4 separate regions of the Homo sapiens genome follow, and all the other regions are linked to region 1. Evidence: chromatin contacts called from ENCODE Hi-C or POLR2A ChIA-PET data. All regions are on one chromosome and are shown on one strand. The core of a region is the stretch at or near the end of the contact, and the rest is flanking DNA. Distances in the headings are between cores, read along the strand shown. Region 1 overlaps LARGE1 (LARGE xylosyl- and glucuronyltransferase 1). Region 2 holds the start of RTCB (RNA 2',3'-cyclic phosphate and 5'-OH ligase). Region 3 holds the start of FBXO7 (F-box protein 7). Region 4 holds the start of DEPDC5 (DEP domain containing 5, GATOR1 subcomplex subunit).

What was found. Hi-C counts contacts between places; a loop is a spot of excess contacts on that map. ChIA-PET counts read pairs that join two places held with the same protein, here RNA polymerase II (POLR2A). Pooled maps may share reads with other maps.
Region 2: a map with no recorded cell type shows a loop between it and region 1 (5-fold over the local background). The contact joins the promoter of RTCB here to the enhancer-like site in region 1. A Hi-C loop is called at or near these places in 1 of 37 single-sample maps with no recorded cell type and 2 of 50 pooled maps. POLR2A ChIA-PET finds 5 or more read pairs at or near these places in 1 of 52 experiments (activated B cell).
Region 3: a loop to region 1 is called in a map of B cell, with 6 times the contacts of the local background. The contact joins the promoter of FBXO7 here to the enhancer-like site in region 1. A Hi-C loop is called at or near these places in 1 of 168 maps with a recorded cell type or tissue (B cell), 1 of 37 single-sample maps with no recorded cell type and 3 of 50 pooled maps.
Region 4: a loop to region 1 is called in a map with no recorded cell type, with 10 times the contacts of the local background. The contact joins the promoter of DEPDC5 here to the enhancer-like site in region 1. A Hi-C loop is called at or near these places in 1 of 37 single-sample maps with no recorded cell type and 2 of 50 pooled maps. POLR2A ChIA-PET finds 5 or more read pairs at or near these places in 1 of 52 experiments (PC-9).

Annotation. Positions count from the first base shown.
Region 1 is chr22:33,567,403-33,570,443 of GRCh38, forward strand. All of the region lies in intron 5 of LARGE1 (LARGE xylosyl- and glucuronyltransferase 1), which reads right to left. Among named protein-coding and RNA genes, the nearest start is that of MIR4764, 130 kb to the left of the region's middle. RefSeq lists a silencer at 2,241-2,535. Within about 2 kb of position 1,274, at least 4 of the 41 ENCODE cell types and tissues checked have a DNase peak (open chromatin) inside an H3K27ac peak, as active enhancers do; they include B cell, where a contact is called at or near this core.
Region 2 is chr22:32,410,783-32,413,506 of GRCh38, forward strand. It overlaps RTCB (RNA 2',3'-cyclic phosphate and 5'-OH ligase), which reads right to left and starts at 1,465. Exons shown (of 12, transcript NM_014306.5): 1 at 1,282-1,465. The coding sequence starts at 1,374. RefSeq lists an enhancer at 1,435-1,614.
Region 3 is chr22:32,473,507-32,476,263 of GRCh38, forward strand. It overlaps FBXO7 (F-box protein 7), which reads left to right and starts at 1,305. Exons shown (of 9, transcript NM_012179.4): 1 at 1,305-1,618. The coding sequence starts at 1,497. RefSeq lists enhancers at 280-339, 1,065-1,565, 1,228-1,397, 1,566-2,066, 1,652-1,821 and silencers at 1,386-1,575, 1,586-1,895.
Region 4 is chr22:31,752,545-31,755,328 of GRCh38, forward strand. It overlaps DEPDC5 (DEP domain containing 5, GATOR1 subcomplex subunit), which reads left to right and starts at 1,475. Exons shown (of 43, transcript NM_001242896.3): 1 at 1,475-1,620; 2 at 2,318-2,435. The coding sequence starts at 2,378. RefSeq lists a silencer at 1,240-1,549.

The DNA of each region.
Region 1 (3,041 bases), core at 24-2,523:
TTAGCTATCAGTGCCTCTTTTGGTGCTTCCAGATGAAGGTAAGGGTCTGTGGGATGTATGCAGGAGAGCAAAACACCCTGGGTGGTAGATTCAGGCATGCCTGGATTTAGATTCTAGTATCATCACTTAATCGCCATGTCACCTTGGACAGGTTTGCTCAGCTTTTCTGAGTTTCTGCTATTTATAAAGGTCATGATTTCTTTTTTAAAAAATTTTTAATTTTAGATTCTGGGGGTACACACGCATTTTTGTTACATGGGTACACTGTGTAATGGTGGAGACTGGACTTCCAGTATACCTGTCACCTGAATGTTGAACACTGTATCCAGCAGGCAATTTCTCACCCCTCACACAGCTCTCACCCTCCCCTCTTTTGGAGACCCCAGTGTCTATTATTTCCAGCTTTGTATCCAGGTATGCCCGTTGTTTAGCTTCCATCTGTAAGTGAGAACATGTGATATTTGATTTTCTGCTTCTGAGTTAGTTCACTTAGGATAATGGCCTCCAGCTCCATCCATGTTGCTACACTTACTTCATCCTATCAGGCAGTGTGTGGGTGGAAACAGCACACTCTCCTGGGGAATCTAAGGAAGATTTAATAAAAGGACTATTTAATCTAAGTATATGCAGAATTAGGGGCAGTAACAAGAACCGTGCAGTTACTTGAGGAGGGGAAGAGTACTTGGGGCCATTACCACCCCAAGGCCAAAAGGGCCCAGGCCAGCAGATGCTGGAATCCAGAGAGAATTGCTGTTTGAGTAAGGCCACCTGGCTGAGGCAGTGACCTTCAGCAGAGGGACACAGCCTACCTGTGGCAACGCATAAGCCAGAACAGGAAAAAACATCTCAACCTCACTTCCCTCCTGCCCACCAGTCTCCCGGGAGGGCAGCCCTCCAGTCAACCCTAACGGAAACCAGAGCGAAAGCGAGACTAGAGATGCTTTATGCATCAGCCTCATGGAGCATAAAGTGAGGGTTACGGCAAGAGAGGACCTAGAAGGAAAAACCTCACACAACCGAGTCATACAGTTAACACAAGGGCAAATTAAATGAACAACAACAAAATCAAAGCACAATGCCCTGGCTGGGCGCAGTGGCTCACGCCTGTAATCCCAGAACTTTAGGAGGCTGAGGTGGGCGGATCCCCTGAGGTTGGGAGTTCGAGACCAGCCTGAACAACAGGGAGAAATGCCATCTCTACTAAAAATACAAAATTAGCCGGGTGTGGTGGTGCATGTCTGTAATCCCAGCTACTCGGGAGGCTGAGGCAGGAGAATCACTTGAACCTAGGAAGCGGAAGTTGCGGTGAGCAGAGATCGCACCATTGCACTCCAGCCTGGGCAACAAAAGCGAAACTCAGTCTCAAAAAAAAAAAAAAAAAAATAAGCACAATGCCTTGTATATAATAGGTACAAAACACATATCTGGAACAGATGGATGGATGGATGGATGAATGCATGGATGGATGGATGGATGGATGGATGATGGATGGCAGGCAGGCATAGGAAGGCGGGCGATTTGTCTACAATCCCACAGCCAGCAAGATGCAAAGCTCTAAGAGTCAGAATTTGCCAGGAGAAGGTTTGTGTTCTTTCCCCAAACTACATTATCCTTCCTTTAGAGTGAGCCATCACCGTTAAGATCCGAGGACTCAGTGAGGAATTCCCTCCCATGTGCTTTATAAACATCTTCCTCATGAAAGCCCTGGCCTTTGGAGCTCAGCTCAGCTTCCTCTCTCCTCTAGCAATCTGCCTGAACTGAGGCTTGGCAATCATTAGTCCATGCTGCAGAGCTGTGCTATTTAATCAGACCTTTGATTAACTTATTCATCTATTTTGGTTACCATCAAAGCAGGAGAGCTGGGTGAAGACTGAACACGAGAGTGATGGGTTAAGCTGTCTAATTAGATTGCCCTGACTCTCCGTTTTATTTTTAACACACATGTGAGGCACTCAGTTACACTGCAAAACAGGAAGACTACAGGAATAAATTAATCTCAACATGAGCCCAGTCCTGAATGTCACTCCAAGTCCCCAACTTAATACATAATCAATTAAGTCCAAGTGTTCAATTAGTTGTAAAGGAGGCAATGGGATGAGTTTGTATTCAGAAAGAAAGCCCCAGGAAAAGGTGGAAAATTAAGAAATTTGGTGGTGGGGAAAGAACAAGTGGTAAGAAGCAGGTACATTTATTACAAATAGCTCACCCTCTTAGAGACGGCATGATATCTAGCACTCTTCCCCCACCTCCATCCACATTCTCCCCCTCTTTCAAGTCTCAACTTAGAAATCACTGCCTTCCAGCCACCCCCACCCCCACAGCCCCAGGCTGGATTAGGGGCTCCCAAAGCAAGAAGCAAGCTGTTTCCCTTCCTCCAGCACAGCATGTTATCCTGCTGGGTTCAATTTTCCATGCCCCTCTCCTGCACTTGACTGAAACTCCTTGAGGCAGGGACGATGTCTTTTTGACTGTGGTAACAACACAGTAATTATTCAAAAACTGTTTGATGAATGTGCATGACTACGGAGTCAGCCAGGCCTGAGTTCATTTTTCTCTGATATTTTCCTCACCTAGGAGCAGAAGTGTTCATGATTGCTAAAATCCAGGGTCAGGACAGAACAACAGAAGAGGCATAGTTTGTTGAGCCCTGAAGCCTGGGCTATAGAACTGGTTCTACTTTTAATGAGCTGTGTGACCTCAGGTAACTCACTTAACCTCCTTGAGTCTTAGTTTTCTCATCTGGAAAATGGGGGCCTACAATGTTATAGTATTCACAGGAGAAGGCACAGCATCCAGCCTCATGCGGGGCAAGCAACAGGTCTCCTCTAAGCCCACTTCTCCTCTCAGTGAATGCCTGTCAGCAATACCGAAGTTCAGATGACTCAGAATTTGGGGCATGATAAAAGCAGCAAATTCTGGTACCTTTGAAAGTAAAGGGGAAGTCAGGAATGCAGATGGTTTTGTCAGGGGAAATAAGTCACTTGTCACCTTGTCCTATGTTTCTGTAAAAAATGAGGCAGGCGGATCATGAGGTCAAGATA
Region 2 (2,724 bases), core at 215-2,714, 1.2 Mb before region 1:
ACGGGTCACTGCAGCCAAGATCTCCCAGGCTCAAGCGATCCCCCTGCCTCAGCCTCCTGAGTAGCTGTGGTGCACACCACCCCGCCTGGCTAATTAAATTTTTTTTGTAGAGACAGGGTCCCACTATATTGCCCAGGCAGGTCTCCAAAGTCCTAGGCACAAAGGATCTTCCCGCCTTGGCCTCCCAAAGCGTTGGGATTACAGGCCATGAACCACTGCGCTCTCCCTATGTTAGATTTTCTATTCCTTCCTTCAGGGTAACGGTTTCCACACAAAGAAAGTGGCCAAACAGCAAACAGAACACAGATTTATCCCCGTGCGCTTTTTCTTCCCTCAGTGTAAGTGACTTGCCAACAAGGGAAACTCAGTAAGCTTTGATTCTGAATAAAAGAATGGAGTGACTATTGGGAGCTGTTTACCAAGACGTGAGACGAGACGGTAAACCTTTGAAGCATTTACTTGGCACCTTCAGGGATTTCAAAAACTATTTAAAAATACGTTGCAAAACTTCATAAACGTTTTCTTTTTTCACATTAATAAAAATATGAGCACAGATGGTGATGAAGGCCGAGAGATACAGAGCCCAGGCTTTCAAACTATCTGATGATCCTGAGCCCTCAAGTCTCCATCTGGGACGTCAAAGAAGTAAACCGGACATCAAGTCCTGGCTGAGCTTCTTCCTAGGTGGGTAGAGGAAGCTATGTCACCGACAGATCCTCGAGGTCCTTCTGTGAAGTGAATATTAAAATCAAACAGGCCCTGCCCTGCGCTACTGCAAGAAATGACATCGCTTTATTAAAAACCAACATGCGATACTGAATGCTGAAAACCTGGTTTAGTGAACAAAGGTTTGTAAACGTTATTTAAATAACCAGCATGACTCAGAGGAGGTGAATTCCAGTCCCAGCAAATGAACCTGGGGCTGGCTGTTCCACCCTGGAAAAGATCACTGAAGTTTCTGTGAACGTAAAACAGCTCACGATACGTTTATGAGACTGATCTGTGAAAACGCTTTGGAAACCCCAATTTCGTATTTATTTAGATTCCCATATCCACCGCACTTAGCTTGTCCTCGTGGTTCGGGGACCTCTCCTGGCGGGAGGTGGTGCCGGAACAGGTTGGGCGGCCCCAGAACCGTGAGGGGAGAAGGACGGGATGAGGGAAACTCTGCAAGGGGCCGGGGCGGACCCAGTGGTCAGGGGAGGTCCAGAGGGCGCAGTGGACGCCGGCCGGGCCGGGGACGGAGCACGGAAGGCCCCGCCATTTGCTCTCCTGCCTTACCTGCATGTTGGGCACGAAGCCCTTCTTGATCCTCCAGCAGTTTTTATTGATCTTCTCCAAGAACTGCAGCTCATCATTATAGCTGCGACTCATGGTGGCGAAAACTGTAGCAAAAACTCCCGGCTCCGCTTTGAAGAGCCGCTGCCGCGTAGTCCGGCTTCTCAGAGCACCGCCTTCCAAGAACCAAAGCGCAGGCGCGACCAGCGCCGCAGCAGATGAGCAACGGCAAGCGCCGAGGCTCAAAATTCTTCAGGCCAATGTCTTTCCTCTGGTTAAGTTGTACTGTCCTGTAGTGTATAACTTTAGGATCTTTATTAGTCGATTTCCTCTAAACTACAGCTAAGCGAAATCCAGAAGTTTAAAGTATAATCTAGTTATCTTTTGTTTTGGAAATGCTTTTCAGCAGCTTATGAAAACACCTTGAGTCTGGGTCAGGTTCGGTGCATTGGCTTGGAGTTTACACCCTCAGCTGGGAGGGGAAAAAGATAACGCCAGCAGCTGAGAAAGAAAAACCTGTTTGAGTAAATACCATAGCTGAACATTTATGTTTCAGAATGAATCTGGATATACACCAAATAACTTTTTTGGTCAGAAAGGAGCATCCCAAAGAATGAAGCATGGCAGCTTATCATTTATTCTGACAAACACTTGTGGGTGCATCTATTGTGGCCAGACATATACTACAAAATGATCAAATCACAGCCCTTATGGATCGCCAAAACTCCCCAGTCTAGCCGCATTTGATGATCAAGACCTCTTTAATCATGCTTTTATACGCCGTGTCTCTTGTTCATAGTGGTAAGTGAGCTTTAAGTGATTTCAGTTTCCAGTTCGGCCTCATGTCAACAACTGCAACTTTGGGATTAGAAAGACGCAAGATTCAATTTCTATCTGTGCCATTTACTGACTTGGTGTGATTAACCCCTCTTATCTCTGTTTCGTCATCTCTAAAATGGGATCATAATTCTTTCTTGAGTAGAAGGCTAAATGAAGTGACACTGGAGGGGTAATCAGCACGGGGCTTGGCACACGGCAAGCACTCTATAAACAGCTCTCCTCTTTCCATTCCCCCACTAGACTGTAAGTGCTGCAAAAAACAGTATGTAGTTTCCATTCATTTGTTGCATTATCTACACTGGTTCCGCTTTTCTTCTCTTCTGCCCCAATTTCTCCCCATTGATTAGGTGCTCTGACACATTAATATCATTCTCAGTTATGAATTGTCTGAGTTTAGTACTCTGCACTGCCATTTCATTGAATCTGTGGTGGGTGAAAAATCCCAAAGCTTGAAGTGATACAACTTTTAGAGTTTCCTGTGGTTACCCTGTTCCTTCTTGGAAAGATTTCAGAGGTAAAGAATTCTCTTTTAAAATCAAGCCTTGATGTCTGTGCAACCTTAGGTCTCTTCCCTTTTCTATGTCTTATTTTATTTTATTATTTTTT
Region 3 (2,757 bases), core at 55-2,554, 1.1 Mb before region 1:
AGTGCTGCCACCTATTGGGAGAAACTTTATTTGACTCTAAGGATTTGGACTATGGTTATCACACAAGGACGAAACTTGATACTCTCTCTCATCTAAGTTATCATTAGTTAGACCCTCTATGGTAGCCAGCCTCCAGGATGGCCCGCAGCGATCCCTGTCTGTTGGCATTCATACCTTTGGCTGGATCCTCTCACACATAGGGTTGGTTTGTAAATATGACAAAAGCCGTATGTGACCTCTGGAGCTAGGTCATAAAAGACATTGTGGCTTATACCTTGGTCTCTCTGGGATCACCTGCTCTGAAGGAAGCCAGCTGCCATGTCATGGGGACACTCAAACAGCCCTATGGGGAGGTTCACGTGGTGAAAACAGGTCTCTGGCCAACAGTCATGACTGTGCCATCCTGGAGGCCGATCCTCCAGCCCTAGTCAATAACTGCTGCCCTGGCCTACAGTTTGTAATCTCATGGGAGACCTGGAGACAGAACCACCCAGCCACGCATCCCCAAATCCCTTTACCTCTAAAACCTGTGGGACAACAAATGTTTATTGCGTTAAACTTTGGGGTGATTGTTATGCAGCCACAGAGTTCTAATAAACTGTCGGACATAGATTACTGGCTACAAATAGTTCTACTTTTTTTTTGAGACAGGGTCTCGTTCTGTGGAACCAGGCTGAGGTGCAGTGGTGCGATCACAGCTCATTGAGGCCTCGACCTCCGGGCTCAATCGACCCTCCCGCCTCAGCCACCCAACTAGCTGGGACTACAGGCAGGCGCCACCACACCTAATTTTTTGTATTTTTTGTAGAGATGGGGGGGGGGGTTTCACCATGTTGCCCAGGCTGGTCTCGAACTCCTGGGCTCAAACGATCCACCCGCCTCGGCCTCCCAAAGTGCTGGGATTACAGGCGTGAGCCACCGCGCCCGGCCAACCTAAGGATTAACCTAAGGCTTCTCAGAGCAGATGCCGCTGGAACTGAGGGCCACGGAAGAAAGGGGGTGACACTTGGTCCTGGGGAGTGGCGACTGTATTGTCTGTCTGCAGCATCCCTATCAGCGCTACCGTTGTTCCACGCACACAGGGAGTAAGTACTGGGAGTCCCAGCCACCGCCGCGGAAAATCTGGGATGCCAGCGAGCGGCCGCATCTCGGCGCCTGCGCACTGTGCCCGCGCTCTCAGGCAGCGCCGTTGCGCGCGGAGTCATCGATCGGCCGACCCCGAGAGGCCCGGTTCCTTTAGGCCGCCTGCCCGCCTCCAGCTCTCGGGGTCGGCTCCAGGAGGCGCCCTCAGGAGAGGGGCGGGCGCTCTATTCCAGAGACCGAGTGGCAGGGCGGCCACTGTGGCGGGGCTCTTTCCCCGTTTCGCCTCAGCTACCCCTCAGCTCCGGTAGTCGCCAGTCCGGGGTCGTCGCCGTTTGGGGCGGGAGCTGCTCGGCCCCGCCGCCGTCCCCGTCGCCGCTTCCGGGTCCAGGCCCCTCGGGCCGCCTGCCGCCGTCATGAGGCTGCGGGTGCGGCTTCTGAAGCGGACCTGGCCGCTGGAGGTGCCCGAGACGGAGCCGACGCTGGGGCATTTGCGCTCGCACCTGAGGCAGTCCCTGCTGTGCACCTGGGGGTACAGGTACGCTGGGGCCGGGGCTGGGCGGCCCGCGGGGAGTGGGGAGTGCTTGGGGTGGGTGCAGGGCGGGTTGGCGTCATCTGTGGGCTGCAGGCGCGGGCGTGGCCGGGCGATAGGCCAAGTGCGGGGACGCCGGGGGGGCCTTCACGGGAGGCCCGGGCTCTTCCGGGCGTCGCGGAGCCGGAGGGTGCAGGCGACGGGAAGCGCGGGTGGTCGGCTGGGGTCCGGCTCCTGGAGAACATGGCCCGGCCTCCCGGGGGCTCTGGTCCCCTCCTCGGTGAGTCATGGCTTCTGGTTTTGCAGTAAACGGAACCAGGGAGAGGAGGGAACGCACAATTTCCACAACTGGTTAGATTTCAAGTTGGAAATGATGAGCTTGGCTTGGGTTAAACCTTTCTGGACTGTGAGGGGTCCGAGTTAATTTCTTCAGCTGTTGGAGTATTTCAATGAAAAAGTTTGGAAATTGCTAGAAGTTAAAAATCTGCCCTCAATCCGAGGCCACCGGTAGCTTGTATCGCTGCTGTGAAGCGGCAACAATTTTAGATTCTGTTGTGTTCATGCGCCGAGCACCGCGGTGAGCGCTTGGACTTCGCCGCCGAAAAGTTTTAGAAAGGACAGCGTGTAGGCGTGTTTCAGACCATTTCATTTTCTTGGGTGAAATGTTGCTTTTTTGCTAAAACTGAGGCAAACGTTGATCTTGAGAGCTTGCAGTTTGGGGGCAGTAAAGTTGAGAAAGGATCATATTCTGTTATTGGTTTGTGGGACTGCAGGTGAAGCTGCTTTGTTTCCCTAAAAGATACTTTTTGGGGACAATAATTTGGGAGTAAAGCGGCAAGGTAAGAGTGGTCCTCTTCAAATACTGAGCTAGTGAATTTGAAACTTGAGTGTGCTAAGGAAAAATGAAAAAGATGTTCCCTGGGGATTTTTAGGTGAATTCTTCAAAACAAAAGCAAACCTTCCTACGTTTTCACCTTATTTTTAGGGAATTGGGTAAAATGAGGCCGTTATTCTGAACTTCTCGCCCTTTCATTTTCCTGGTTAAGACATTATTAGATTGAAAGTAAGCCTGTTTTCTTCCTGATTAAAAAAAAAACCCTAAATAAGATACTGACATAACTCCTTTTAAACATTATAGTAAGTGA
Region 4 (2,784 bases), core at 225-2,724, 1.8 Mb before region 1:
CAAAAATTAGCTGAGCATGCACCTGTAATCCCAGCTACTAGGAGGCTGAGGTGGGAGGATCGCATGAGCCAGGCAGGCAGAGATGGCAGTGAGACGGGATCATGCCACTGCACTCCAGCCTGGGTGAGGGTGACCTCATCTCAAAACAAAAACAAAAAAACAAACAAACAAAAAAATTGCAATTACTTAACACTTGCATTATTTACCTAACTTCTCCTGAGTCCCAACATAAAGGCATCCATGCTTAAGAACGTTGCTTGTCCTGTCCCAGGGTCCCCTTGGTCCACTGCAGAATCTTTCACTACAGTGTAACATGTTTTTTCTTTCAACATTTTTAAGTTTTCCAAATCCGTAAGAAATGGGCACTGTTAGTATTAAAGATATAAAGAAATTTAAGACAAGTGCTGTGTCGTTTAGATTTAGCAGTCAGTGTGATTAGAAGCAGCAGAGGAGAGGCGTGACCCAAGACACCGATTCTAGTTATAAGGTCTCTCTGGCTTCAAGAGGGGAAGCAGGGAGTCCCTATCGAGTTGCTGCCGCTCAGGTCAGAAACGGTGGACTGGACTAGGGGGCGGGGGTATCAGTGGCAGCAGGCGGAGCTGGCAATTGTCAGGAGTCCTTGGCCAGAGCCTGACCCAGCCCACCCAGCTCTCTGGTTTTCTGCTTGGAGAGAAAGATATCCTGACAGACGCGAGTTTAGGCAGTGCCCTGGGTATGACCAAAGGATGTTGGTTAAAGGCCCCGTTCTGGGAACGGGTCAGGATTCGTCCTTGCTTCCTTCTGAAGGGTTTTGTGTCCTCAGGCTGTTTCCTGGTTTGTGAAATAGGATAGTATCTGCCTCCTGCATCCATCAGGTAATAGGGATGCAATGATTACATAAGGACTATGAAGCCACGGCAGCCATTCTTATTAATAACCTGAGGGGCGCAGAACGTCGTTTAGAGTTTGCAAGGGTTTGAAAAGCCCCCCGTAAGTGGACACTTCCCAGCAGAGGCCATCACCCTAACTCTCGCGTGCTCAGCCCCTTGCATTTTACAGAAGTCCTCCCAGAAACTCTCGTTGGCGCCTCTTAGCTGCCCAATGAGGCCACATGAGTCATTAACCTCGTTCATATAACAGAAAACGGAGCTCTGACGGATCTCGTTTCCCCTGTGGGGAGATCACTGAGTCGGAAACGAAGCTCTGTGGCCATGGATCTACTTCGGATAGACTAGGAGGAAATGGATTTCCTCCGTGGGGCGGGAGGCTCTAGTGCTCGAGGGCAGGAAACGCCAGGAGGTGGCCCAAGGAAGAGGCCGCACACGACGCCCCGCCCCCGGCTCGAGCCCCGGATGAGGAAGTGGTGCGGCCACCGAGACGAGACGGAGGCCCGGCGAGAGCGGCGCGGGGGCGCGAGGGCGGGAAGGAGGCGGGGCCCCGGGGCGGAGCCACCGGAGCGGCGCGGGTTCTCAGGTGAGCGCTACACGGTCGGGGCGGGCCTAGTAGGCGCTTCAGGCTTAGGGGCGGAACAGCGCGGGCCGCGCGGGCGTAGGCGGGGTATCTGGAGGAGGCGCAGGGAACCTGGAGAGGGTCCAGCCCTCAGTGCCCCGGCCAGAGGCGGGAAGGGGCTCTAGAGCTTCGGTGAGTGGAGCTGCCCGCCCCGGACTGGGGATTGGGGGGGCTTGAGATAGGGGACCTTGGCCCAGGTTCGAGTTCCAGGCTCCATCCCCATTCCGCTGTGTGACCTTGGACAAGTCTCTCTCCCTCTCTGAGCCTCAACGGCCTCAGCTGTGAAACGGAGTCAGGGAAGGTCTGCTGAGAGTTCGCACAGACCGAGGTTTGGGGAAGGAACTTCTGCCTTCCTCCTCTTTGTGGTTGCCTTGCTCAGGACATTGGCAGCAAAACGAGAATGGTGGGAGTGTCTCTTAAGTCTCGAGTGACCTTGAGCAAGTCCCTTGCCCGGAGTCACACTTTCATCATCTACAAAATGAGTGGGCTAACCTCTTTTAAGATCTCTTTACTATTTGGGTGTTATTGGTGTAGATGGAGACAAGGTGATGAGCACCCATTCAGCGCAATGCTTCCCCTATGGGGGTGTGATAGAATATCTTCTCCTAGGTTTGACTAGCCCCTGGCCCGAATTCCCCTTAGTTCCTGGATTCTGTGGTTCTATTTGTTCTCCATCGCTCCTTGTAACTGGAGGAGTGACTTCTTCCGAGAGTCACTTGGCACCACTTCACAGCAGAGGAACACCAGTATCTTCACTGGCCTAAAATCAAAGAGTGGTTGCAAGGAAAAATCTGACATTCCAACCTTTTCGTTTGTATTTCTGTGGCAGGGAGGCAAGATGACTTCTCTGCCCCAAGCTTGGAACAGCTAAAGGGAAAAACAGTGCAAGATGAGAACAACAAAGGTCTACAAACTCGTCATCCACAAGAAGGGCTTTGGGGGCAGTGGTCAGTATCGATTGGTCTTTAGAGGTTTTGTAAGTTGGCTGAGGTTCTGGTGTGTGCAATACCTAGAAATTACACACTGACTCGTGTGACAATTGAGGCTAAACAGGCGACTAAACAGACTAAAGCAGCAACTGTCATACAGTAACAATAGGAGGATGGCAGGACCCTTCTAATGCATTTGCATTCAGACTTTTAAGGAACATTGTGAATGCTGCCGGTTTACTACCCTTCATTTGTTGAATTGCATTATTAATTACAAATCTTCCGTGTATGTTCCATAAAATTCCAGCCTGCACTGGTTTGGCAGATAAGAGAAACTAAAATCGTTTATCAGTTTTTACATTGAGTG